Linked DNA regions of Homo sapiens: region 1 is linked to region 2. A link is an interaction called in ENCODE POLR2A ChIA-PET data of the cell type or tissue named here. Cell type or tissue: IMR-90. All regions are shown on one strand.

Region 1 (5,000 bases), 160 kb before region 2:
CTTTTATTAAGTACTTGTCAATATATAATAAAAATTATAGAGTTTTTTTAAAACTTTACTTGGAATTAATTTCAAACTTATGGAAAGGTTGAAAAATAAGAACCATACAAAAAATACCCAGATTCCCCTGTTGTTAACATTTTACCATTTTGTCTTATCATTTGAGTGTGCTCTCCCTCTCTCTCCTGACTCTCTCCTCTTCCCCTCTCTTTATGTACATATTTATATGTCCATACATACATATACACACACTCATACATTTTTTTCTCAGCCATTAGTGTTTTAACTTGCATACATCTTAGATTCCTTACCTCTAAACACTTCATCACATTGTGTTTCCTTAGGGACATTTTATGGAGATAATATCAGGCTCTGGATTGTGTGATTCCTTCAAACAGATATTTATTTATATTTTTAGCTTTTCCAGCTACTCTCAGTGGCAGGGTTTGCCTGCAACAACTTAGTCTGTCATTGCCAGAAGTAGAGTCACTGATCTCTTGCTTTTTGTGATCCAGTCCCAGAGTTTTATTTCCATGCTGTGTTTTACTCTTATTAGGGCCAGTGTTCCCTTATTACCCTTCTTTTACAGAATGTCCCTACTATTCCTATGTACTCATTTTTCTATAAGAAATTTACAGTCAGTTTGTCTTGTTACTGAATAATTTGTTTTGATATTTATTATTAAATTATGAATCAATTTAAGAATAATTGACTCATTATCATTTTAATATTTCTGCCTAAGAATATGATCTGTCTTTCCATTACTTCAAGACTTCTTTTGGGGTCCTTGGTAGACTTTTCCTTTCCTTTTTTTCTTTTCCCACAGCAAGATGGATTCTGGATATACTCTGAGTATTGTAACAACCACCTGGATGCTTGCATGGAGCTCTCCAAACTGATGAAGGACAGCCGCTACCAGCACTTCTTTGAGGCCTGTCGCCTCTTGCAGCAGATGATTGACATTGCTATCGATGGTTTCCTTTTGACTCCAGTGCAGAAGATCTGCAAGTATCCCTTACAGTTGGCTGAGCTCCTAAAGTATACTGCCCAAGACCACAGGTAAGGGATCGAGGGAGTCAGGAGTGAATGAGGGAACTTCCTCTATCTGTTGGTTCTCATTGAGAATACATGTCCTTTTGCCCTTTCTGAGCTTCTGTTAACTTATCTGCAAAACAGGATGATACATTCTTGATTGCCTCATAGCCAACAGGGTACAGAAGGCAGAGCTATCACTGGCTTTGTTACTCACACAAAAGGAGGGTCCTTTGCCACTATATTTGGGTTAAAATCTGAAATCTGCCTAGGGCTCCAGAACCACTAAAGCATATAAGATATGATTTGTTAGAGAAGCAGCATCAATCCAAAAACGAACCCAAAGATGTAAACCAAACCAACTGGCCCACACCCATGGCTCATGCATCTGGGTCTGAAAGTTAGCCCCAAGGAGACCAAGCAATGGAGCTAAATCATACTTGTGGACTGATAATATTCACTAGGTAAATTATATATGGCATAATTCATCTTAAAAGTTCCAGAAAAAAGTTTTTAAGCATAGCTCAAAGCTATGTTAGTTTCTTAGGCCAAAACAACCTCAGAGCTTTTTGGGGGTTTGGTGGGCACCAAAAAGATAGGACATTCGCCTGGGATTTGCCATTTCTGTACACTTTCACCTTGTGACTGGAACTCCTGCTTCAAAGTCCTCTTGCCATCTAGGTCCCTGATTCCCTCTCCTCTCACCCCTTGCGCTCCAGAGTGACAGTAGAGTAGCTCAGGCAGTGTCAGGCGACATCAATTTCTGCCCTTTCTCAGAGTGACCCGTTGGGCCCAGCACAACTCCCACGACATAGACAACCCCTTTTGGCAGGTCTCAGGAATCTGTATTAAGATGATGGCTCCTGCCATGCATGTCAAGAGTAGCTCGGATTTGAAGGCAACTAAAGGCTGATGCCAGCTTGGAAGCTTAGTAAGATAGGTGTTCAGATAGGTAGGGCTGAAATACAGGCAGTCAGAATGGCCCCTGAGGGAGAAGATTAGATGAAGAATGATAAATAGAGAAGAATACTGACTTTGCTTACAGATGATTGATATAATTCCCTACCCTACCTTCCTTAAGTTGATGAGAATGAAGACTGCATGTAAGAGGGAGGCTAGCTGACATGTCTGGAAGTAGAAAATCTTTGTTCTGTTGTTCTCCCCAATAAGAGGCTGGGCCCAGACCTCATCTGAGGGCTTTGACCAGGGTTAGGCTGGACCACAGCTATTCCTTTCTTCTCCTGCCGACTGCTAAAACTAGTAGGACAGGTTAGAGATGGGCACATTCCCCCTCTAGCCATTTTGAGAAAGGCAGCCAGCTAAAGATGGCAAAAATAGGCAGTATGGGACACTGACAGTGAGGAATCCATGACTGAGTAGTCTTGGTGTAGAGGAAATGAACATTGTCATGCCAGGACTGCCCAGTAGAACTTTCTGCAACAATGCAAATAGTCTATATTTGTGTTATTCAATATAGTAGTTACCCACCACATGTGACTACTTGAGTACTAAGAAACATAGCTAGTGCAACTGAGGAACTAAATTTTAAATTTTACTTAATTTTGATTAAATATGGCTAATAGCTACCATGTTGGACAGTACAGCTCTGTGCTTTACTTCCAAGAAAGTGGTTTAGAGCACTGATCTCCTCAAATCAGAGAAAGGAAAGGTACAGGGGCAGAAAATGGGTCCAAAGAGCAGGAGCACTTACTTATGTTAGCAGCTTCTGTGCTGCAATCTTCCCTTCTGTCACCACTCTACCTCCTTCTAAGTGTCAGGCTCAGACATCTTGCCAAGGAGAAACTTCGGTGATGTCACAGAGCCCAAAAGATCCCCATACATTGGAGCAACTAACTGTAAAAGAATGAAATGTAACAGAAACAAATGTAGAGTGTTTCCATTGGGTCTAAGATAAGAAATAAATAGCTCACGGACAGGCTGAGAGAGATACAGCTTCTAGAGTGTGTTTTGAAGAGACTTAGGAAGTGTTAGTTGGCCATAAGCTCAATATGGGTCAGCAATGGGATCCAGAAGAAAAACTGATAATAGCTAACATTCACTGAGGCTCAGAATAAAGACTTTTCTAACATATTTGTCTTGAGACAGAATAGACTGGTTAGGAAGTATAGTGAAAAGCCTTTCACTGGAGGTGATAATGTAACATTGTTTGAGAGCCATGGCTCTGACAGGTGTGCAGATCACAGATTGGAGTGAGGGATGTGAACTAGGAGGAGGTACTACGTAGGATCTGCCCTGGCAATTAGAAGTCCCTTTCCTCTGCCTTTCTTTGGTCCATCAACCCACTATTCAATGTTGTGGGTGTGCAGTTGTGCAGTTGTGCAAAGATGTGCGGTTGTTGCACATCTATTTTTTTCTCCTTCCTTTTTTAAAAAATGGTACTGAGAGATTAAGCAGACTAGTGACCACAAGGCATTTTCAGTTTCTCTAAAGAAAGGTGTTAACACTGAACTGTAAGGCATCCTCTTGTCTTCTCAGTTTATTTTTGCCCCCACTGAATGGCTGAGATCTCACTATCAATCTGCCTTTCCCAAGAGCCATTTGATTGCAAATCAGAAAAGAACAGCAGAAAAAAACTGGATAGGATATGTAACTCTCAACACGTCTGCTATCCAGAGTCCCAGGATGTGGGGCCAAGGGTTACACGTCTGAGACTAGGGGTTTTAAGAGGCATCCCATGTGATGGCTCTACTACGGAAATGTTTGATTTGTAATAATAGTACTGCTAACATTTGTTATATGCCAAGAGTAAAATAGTTTACATGGATGATTGTATTTAATTTATGAAACCTTCAATAAACTATACTTTTCCCCATTTTACAGATGAGGAAATTGAGTCAATGAGAGAGGGAGTGAGGCTTGCCAAAGGCCATACTGCTAGTCAGTGAGAAAAACTGGCATTTGATCCCACAAAGTCTGGCTTCAGACTTTATGCTCTTACCCACTGTGCTACATTCTGTTTCTATATTGTGCAAAAGCAAACGTGAGGATATTTCAGAGTGATTTTGGGCAGAAGCTCCATAGAAATAGATGATGGAAGAGATGATAAGGTGGTCTATACTGTGTCATGTGTGAGGCTCCCTTCTTGGTCCTTGGCTGGCTGTATCAGATAGGACACAAAAAAAGTGATGTAACAAAATAGTGGTCCATTTGTCTCTCATGTAAAAGAAGTATGTATTCTGAAGTTTATGACTGGTATGGTGGCCTCATGGTCATCAGAAACATGAGCACCCTACAGCTATCTACTATCCTATACCTAGGGTATTGACCTTGTCCTTATGGTCCAAGATGGCTACCAGAGGTTCGGCCATCACATCAACATTCCAAGCATCAGGATTGAGTAAAGGCTAAAGAAGCGTATGCTCTCTACCTTAAAGGTGATTTCTCAGAAGGCCTACCTGATAGAGCAGGAGCACCGTCATCTTGGACAAACACTGCCACTTCAAGTTCCAGCTCCCTTTCTAGCCTCATGCATTTCAAGGAAATCACTTCTTTTCTAACTACAAGCAGCCAGAAAGAGCAGACAGTAAGAGAGCTCAGGCACAGAAGGAGGTAGGGGGGAAAGTCTCTTGAGTAACTGCCAAACTTCACCCTCATACAATGGGCCCCAGTAAAACAGTGGGCGTTAATAAACACATTCCTTTTCCTTCAGGTGCACTAAGATAGAGAAGATGAAAGCAGACTCAGGGGATATGCCTGCAGCTGCAAAAAGATGTATGGGAACAGACACACAACTCTCTCTTCCCAGATAAGCACAACAAAGAGGCGCAAAAGCAGTCTATGCCTCTGATAAAGTCTCCCACCCTGAATCCTTAAAAACTCTTAGTCTGTAAGAAAGTGTGGCTCTGACCTAACTCGGCCAGCCGCTCCTCTCAGGTTTATTTAAAATCAACCTGTCCCTGTTGACTGAAAAGCCATCCTTCATGTTTCTCTCCTCTTTCTTTAATTCT
Region 2 (5,000 bases):
TGACCATGTTTGCAAATAATCAGGGCAGTTGTTTTTAAATTATTGCATAATATGATTTAGAAAATTTCTTCATCAGTACAAAAATATATACTTGGTCTAGAAAACATTGTCAAATTCACTGTTGTTCTCAACTGTCAGAGAGTCTAAGTTCTACTAAATTCTGCTGTGTATGTCTTCATCTATACTTAGCACAACCAGCTAAAACAGGATATACTATTCTTTTTTCATCTTACATTTCTTTGATTTCCATAGAGGAAAAATAATTTTTATATGTTCTCTGATAACTACCTTCTCTCAGCAAAATAATTTTTCTTAAGTTCTTTCCTGCTGCTCTAGCAGCCCCTATTGCTTAGTGCTGTTCTCTGATATTCAGGTATTCTGCTGTGCCAACTGTTTTTAGGAAGCATCCCGTTGTATGCTGTAATTTGCAGAAAATGTTCCCTTGGAACTTACAATGGTCATGTTAAAAGAATAAACTGAGATTCCAGTTGGTAAATTAGCTTTGTGGATTGGGTATACATGAATACATTTGGAGTTTGATCATAATAGCCTGAACTAAAACACAAAAAGGTTTTTTTTTTTTTTTTTTTTTTTTACAGTGCAAAACTGAGGACAAAAGTAGAGAAGCAGTAGCTGTGTAGTTAAGCCAACCCAGTTAAATTTCACTTATCTTGGGTGATTGTATGCCATACATACTATATGTCCAATACTGCTAAACACTGAAGGTGTTCTGGAAGTACAGATCTTCTGCCTCAGGGAATTTATATTCTAGTTAGGAAGTTTAAGCACTTAGAGACAGCAATAACTTGAATGCTAATGCATGTTATAAATAAGTACTGAGGAATGTAGAAAAGAGAAAAACTCCACCTGAACTTTAAAAATAATACTATCGAAATGCTCATTTTATGCTTAGAAAAATTGAGGCCCAAAACTGTTAAGAGACATGGCCAGGATCACACAGTGTTTTAGCTTCTCAAAAGGAACTGGAATCCAGATCTCCTGGCTCATTCCAGGTTCTTTACACTAGAGACGTCTCCTAATTTAAGCCTCAGTTATTTCTTTGACAATGATTTCAAGTCAGTCCTTAACTCAGATGCTTATTTCCCGAAGGACGAAGTAATATTTTGACATAAAATTCCTAGAAACCCATTTAATACAATGAAATATCAAAATTGATAATAAAAAGAAATGAAAATTAAATAAAACATCTATATTCATTTACAGATGATTATTAAATACATAAAATCAATTAGTGTAAAAAAGCTGCTTATGTTTCTTTCAGATAAATATTATGTATATCAACTGAGGATACTTAAATATGAATCCAGTGAAATTGGGAATGACAATGCCTTGGAGCAATTCATTGTTCAAGAATCTTTGGACTGAATTCAAAATTAGGGATTTCTGCTTGAATTGTTATTTGCAATTTTATACATATACACATATTTGGAGAGAGGCAGTTTCCAAGACAATGTCTTCTTCCCTGATCTCTTGCTCTCTCCCATTTCTATAGTAGTTAGCTGCAGACAGGCTTGTCAGTGATTGCAACTGATAGAGTAAGAAGTTATCTGGGCTTCATTTTTAACATCAGCACAGTTATTAGGCAATCTAAGTGGAATTTTGGCCACAAGAGAGGGAGCACAAGTCAAAGTATTTTAAATCAGAGATTTCCAATATACTTTATTGGATATGAGAGTTGAAGAAGAGGAAGGAATCAAATTCAGGCCTAAAGACATGGAATTACTGTGTCTTAAACAAAAGTGGGAAAAATAGAAAGGAAATTCTGCCTCTGCTACTGATACAAAGAGGCATGGATGTTTGCATTGAGGTGTATTGAGGCAATAGTGAATGTTTTTATTGGAATGGATCTTTGGCACACTTTGATAGTGTATCTATGCCATTATACTGACAGTTCACCTTGAGCTCACACACATCACTCTCTTCCCATCATACTTCATTCCACAGCGGCCAGATCATGGCTTCCTCTGCCATTTGGAATGCTCCGACCTTAAGCAGTTGTCTCAGCAATGCTTTTTATTTGTTTTTCCTTGAGGCCATGCCAAAGCAAAGCTCATTGAGATATAGCCAAAACTGCCAGATGTTGCTGGATGTTATTTTATGCTCTCTGGGGAAAGCATTGTTTTCCAGTGAAACTCCTCAATTATTTCCTCCAAAAACTTTCTGAAAATTTTACTGAAATAAGTAAAAAATGTAACAAACCTTCAGAGATATGAGATTCTATGAGACGTTGTTTCTGTGTCTCAGATACATCTGCCTGGTGTCAATCCCAAAAGAAGAGGCTAAAGCACAAAATATGATTGAAAGAGTTAACCTGAGCCAAAGTAAGGAAAGCTGCCTGGAAGACTCAGACCCAAGTAACCTTGGATATGAGCTCCATTTGGCCTGTGTTACAAGCAGGTTTTTGAAGGCAAAAAATGGCAGGCAGTGGGCTATCACAAAGTTGTTCGTCAGGAATTTTCACTGGTTTACAGAAATTACGTTGATTATTGATTGGCTATATATTTTTATGGTATAGGGTGTTGGATATTGTGTCCAGTGTAGCATTATTAGATTAATTTGTAGCTACCTGTGGCAAGAGTTTGCAGTTTTTATAGATAAATACATAGCTCCAAATGGGGGGAAGTAGGATGTGATTGTTATTTCATTTGAATGCCTTTCTGGGCCTGATAATTTGAAAGGGCTCACATTCCTCAGATAGAAGTTCTTTTCTTTACTCATTTCTCTTTTTTGATAAAAAGTGTTTCTTCTTGAAAACATTGATGATCAAAATCTGTGTGTCAAGATGTCCCTCATTGCTGGAAAAGCTCATTCCTGGATAGTTCTTTCAAAGTCCCAGCGTGAAGATGTCCCTCATCATTGGGAAAGCACATTCCCTGGTAATCTCATTCCATGCTAGGTAGAGGGAAGGAAAGGAGACATCTCAGCAAGGAATTTTGAAAAGCACCCAAAAGCCAAATTGGGATGGTATCACAGAGTGGCAAAAAATGAGACCTGTCAAGTCACTGATCTATACAGCTGGTGTCACTTGCTGAATAATCTCTATTCTTTGGAGAACCATGAATGTAGTTTTCTCAGAAAATGAAAAGAAATGACAAATACATAACATTAATAATTTGGATAATAAAAATGTAATGTACATAAGAATTATAATCAGCAAGAAAATTTATATGCCAAATAGAAAAAGGGAAACTATTTCCTCATGGAGCAAACTAAAACATCAGGAAGAAAATTAAATGCTGGTTCTTCTTTAGAGATTTGCTATAGTTAAGTGGCTTCTTTTCTAATTTTCCATAGATGAGTTTCTACTTCATAGGAAGTGTTTATGTATACACAACAAAGAATATTTGCCACCACACATATACATCCCTGTTCAGCTAATATATAAAGCAATGTGATTTTCTAGTACAGCCTTAGCTAGTGAATTAGTAGGTTTTTTTGATTTGCTGAAGAAGTAGCAGTTTCATTAGCAATCTTTCCTAAGGTTATAGAAAGACTTCTAATCATGTGTTAATGGGAAGCAACAACCCGCCAAGGCAAAAACACTCTTCCAAAAGCATGCATGGAACTATCTTCTTGATGGTCCGTCAGATAATTAACAGGTTCCCCTCAAATAGAATCTTTATCTCAAATAGATCATTAGTCATGCTCAGAGAAAAGTTTGAAGGAACTAGTCCAATATTGGATTTCTTCTGAGCCATATATATATATATATATATATATATATACACACACACACATACATATATATATACACATACATATATATATACACATATATATATACATACATATATATATACACATATATATATATATACATACATATATATATATAAAACCAAGTATTTTAAAAGACACTACTATTCCTCATTCTATGCCCTTAGATATTTTTATATCCATGGATATAAAATCTCCTTCACAGACAAAAGTAAATGTCTGTGATTTCCTTCACAGACAAAAGTAAATGTCTGTGATCTCCTTCACAGACAAAAGTAAATCCTAGTGGAGTAGAGGTGAGTGTACTATAATTTCAATATATCAGTTTTGGGACATTTTTAAACCATGGGTCAGAAATGTTAGATCAAGAGAAAAGACTGGATCCTGATAGCAGGAGCGATTGTTTTTCTTTTAACATTCTAGCAGCATCATGGTTTTTACCACTGTCATTTCAGAGTGAGGCAGCAGTTGTTTTGACTGTGAGATTCTGATGGGTTAAATTGAAACATGGCAGGTTAGAATGAATCAGACAGACCTATTTGGTTTTGTTTTATGTGACCCCTGAATTGGGTTATGAGTACAATTAGAAATACTGGTGGCATTTAGGACAGAATGTAGCAATGGGTCACTGTCGTCGAAAGTTGTTGGTGGTTTAGGGTGGCAAACCCAGCATCTTGTTAGATTTCCAAATGTAATAGCAGTTTATGAGATATGAACCAGAGAACTATTTCTCCATGCTGTAATTCAATTAATTAGGGACAGTAAAAACTGAAGCTTGATCATGGGCATGTTGCTAAAGTACATATATTAACAATAAGACTAGTATGCTATATCTTAATATATATGTGTGTGTGTGTGTGTGTGTGTATATAAATGTGTATATATGTGTGTGTGTATATATGTGTGTGTATGTGTATATATATATATACATATATATATATATATATATATGATTATTTTACCAAAACCACCAAGAGAGGATTCCTACAATATGAAGGCAGCCTAAAAACATAATATTCCGGTCAACAGAAAAAGGAGATGAAAATTTCAGGCACAGTAATCATTGGAATCATGAGGAACTGGTTATACAGGCCTGAACCAGTATCTTAAGCAGAAGCAGACTACAGCAAATGTCAGTTACTTGCGGTGCTGATCAGGAAGATTGCAGGTCAGCTTTAATTGAGCATGTCTGGTGATAGAAAATGTCCACTCTGGTAGAGCCGCTTTTATAAAATGAGAAACATGAATCCTTGAGTCAACAC

What was found. ChIA-PET counts read pairs that join two places held together with the same protein. Peaks named below come from ENCODE experiments on the same cell type or tissue, not always from the same donor. Only the 100,000 strongest peaks of a DNase experiment are listed, where the experiment ranks them.
Region 1: POLR2A ChIA-PET joins it to region 2 with 7 read pairs; 2 of 35 experiments call an interaction of 5 or more read pairs at or near these places.

What each region holds. Positions count from the first base shown.
Region 1 is chrX:63,674,399-63,679,398 of GRCh38, reverse strand. It overlaps ARHGEF9 (Cdc42 guanine nucleotide exchange factor 9), which reads left to right. Exons shown (of 10, transcript NM_001353921.2): 5 at 827-1,059. Among named protein-coding and RNA genes, the nearest start is that of ARHGEF9-IT1, 5.4 kb to the right of the region's middle. In IMR-90, no CTCF peak of the experiment used is centred here; no DNase peak of the experiment used is centred here.
Region 2 is chrX:63,511,399-63,516,398 of GRCh38, reverse strand. The region is part of intron 1 of LINC01278 (long intergenic non-protein coding RNA 1278); the gene reads left to right. Among named protein-coding and RNA genes, the nearest start is that of LINC01278, 47 kb to the left of the region's middle. In IMR-90, no CTCF peak of the experiment used is centred here; a DNase peak (open chromatin) is centred at 2,008; H3K27ac peaks cover 516 bases.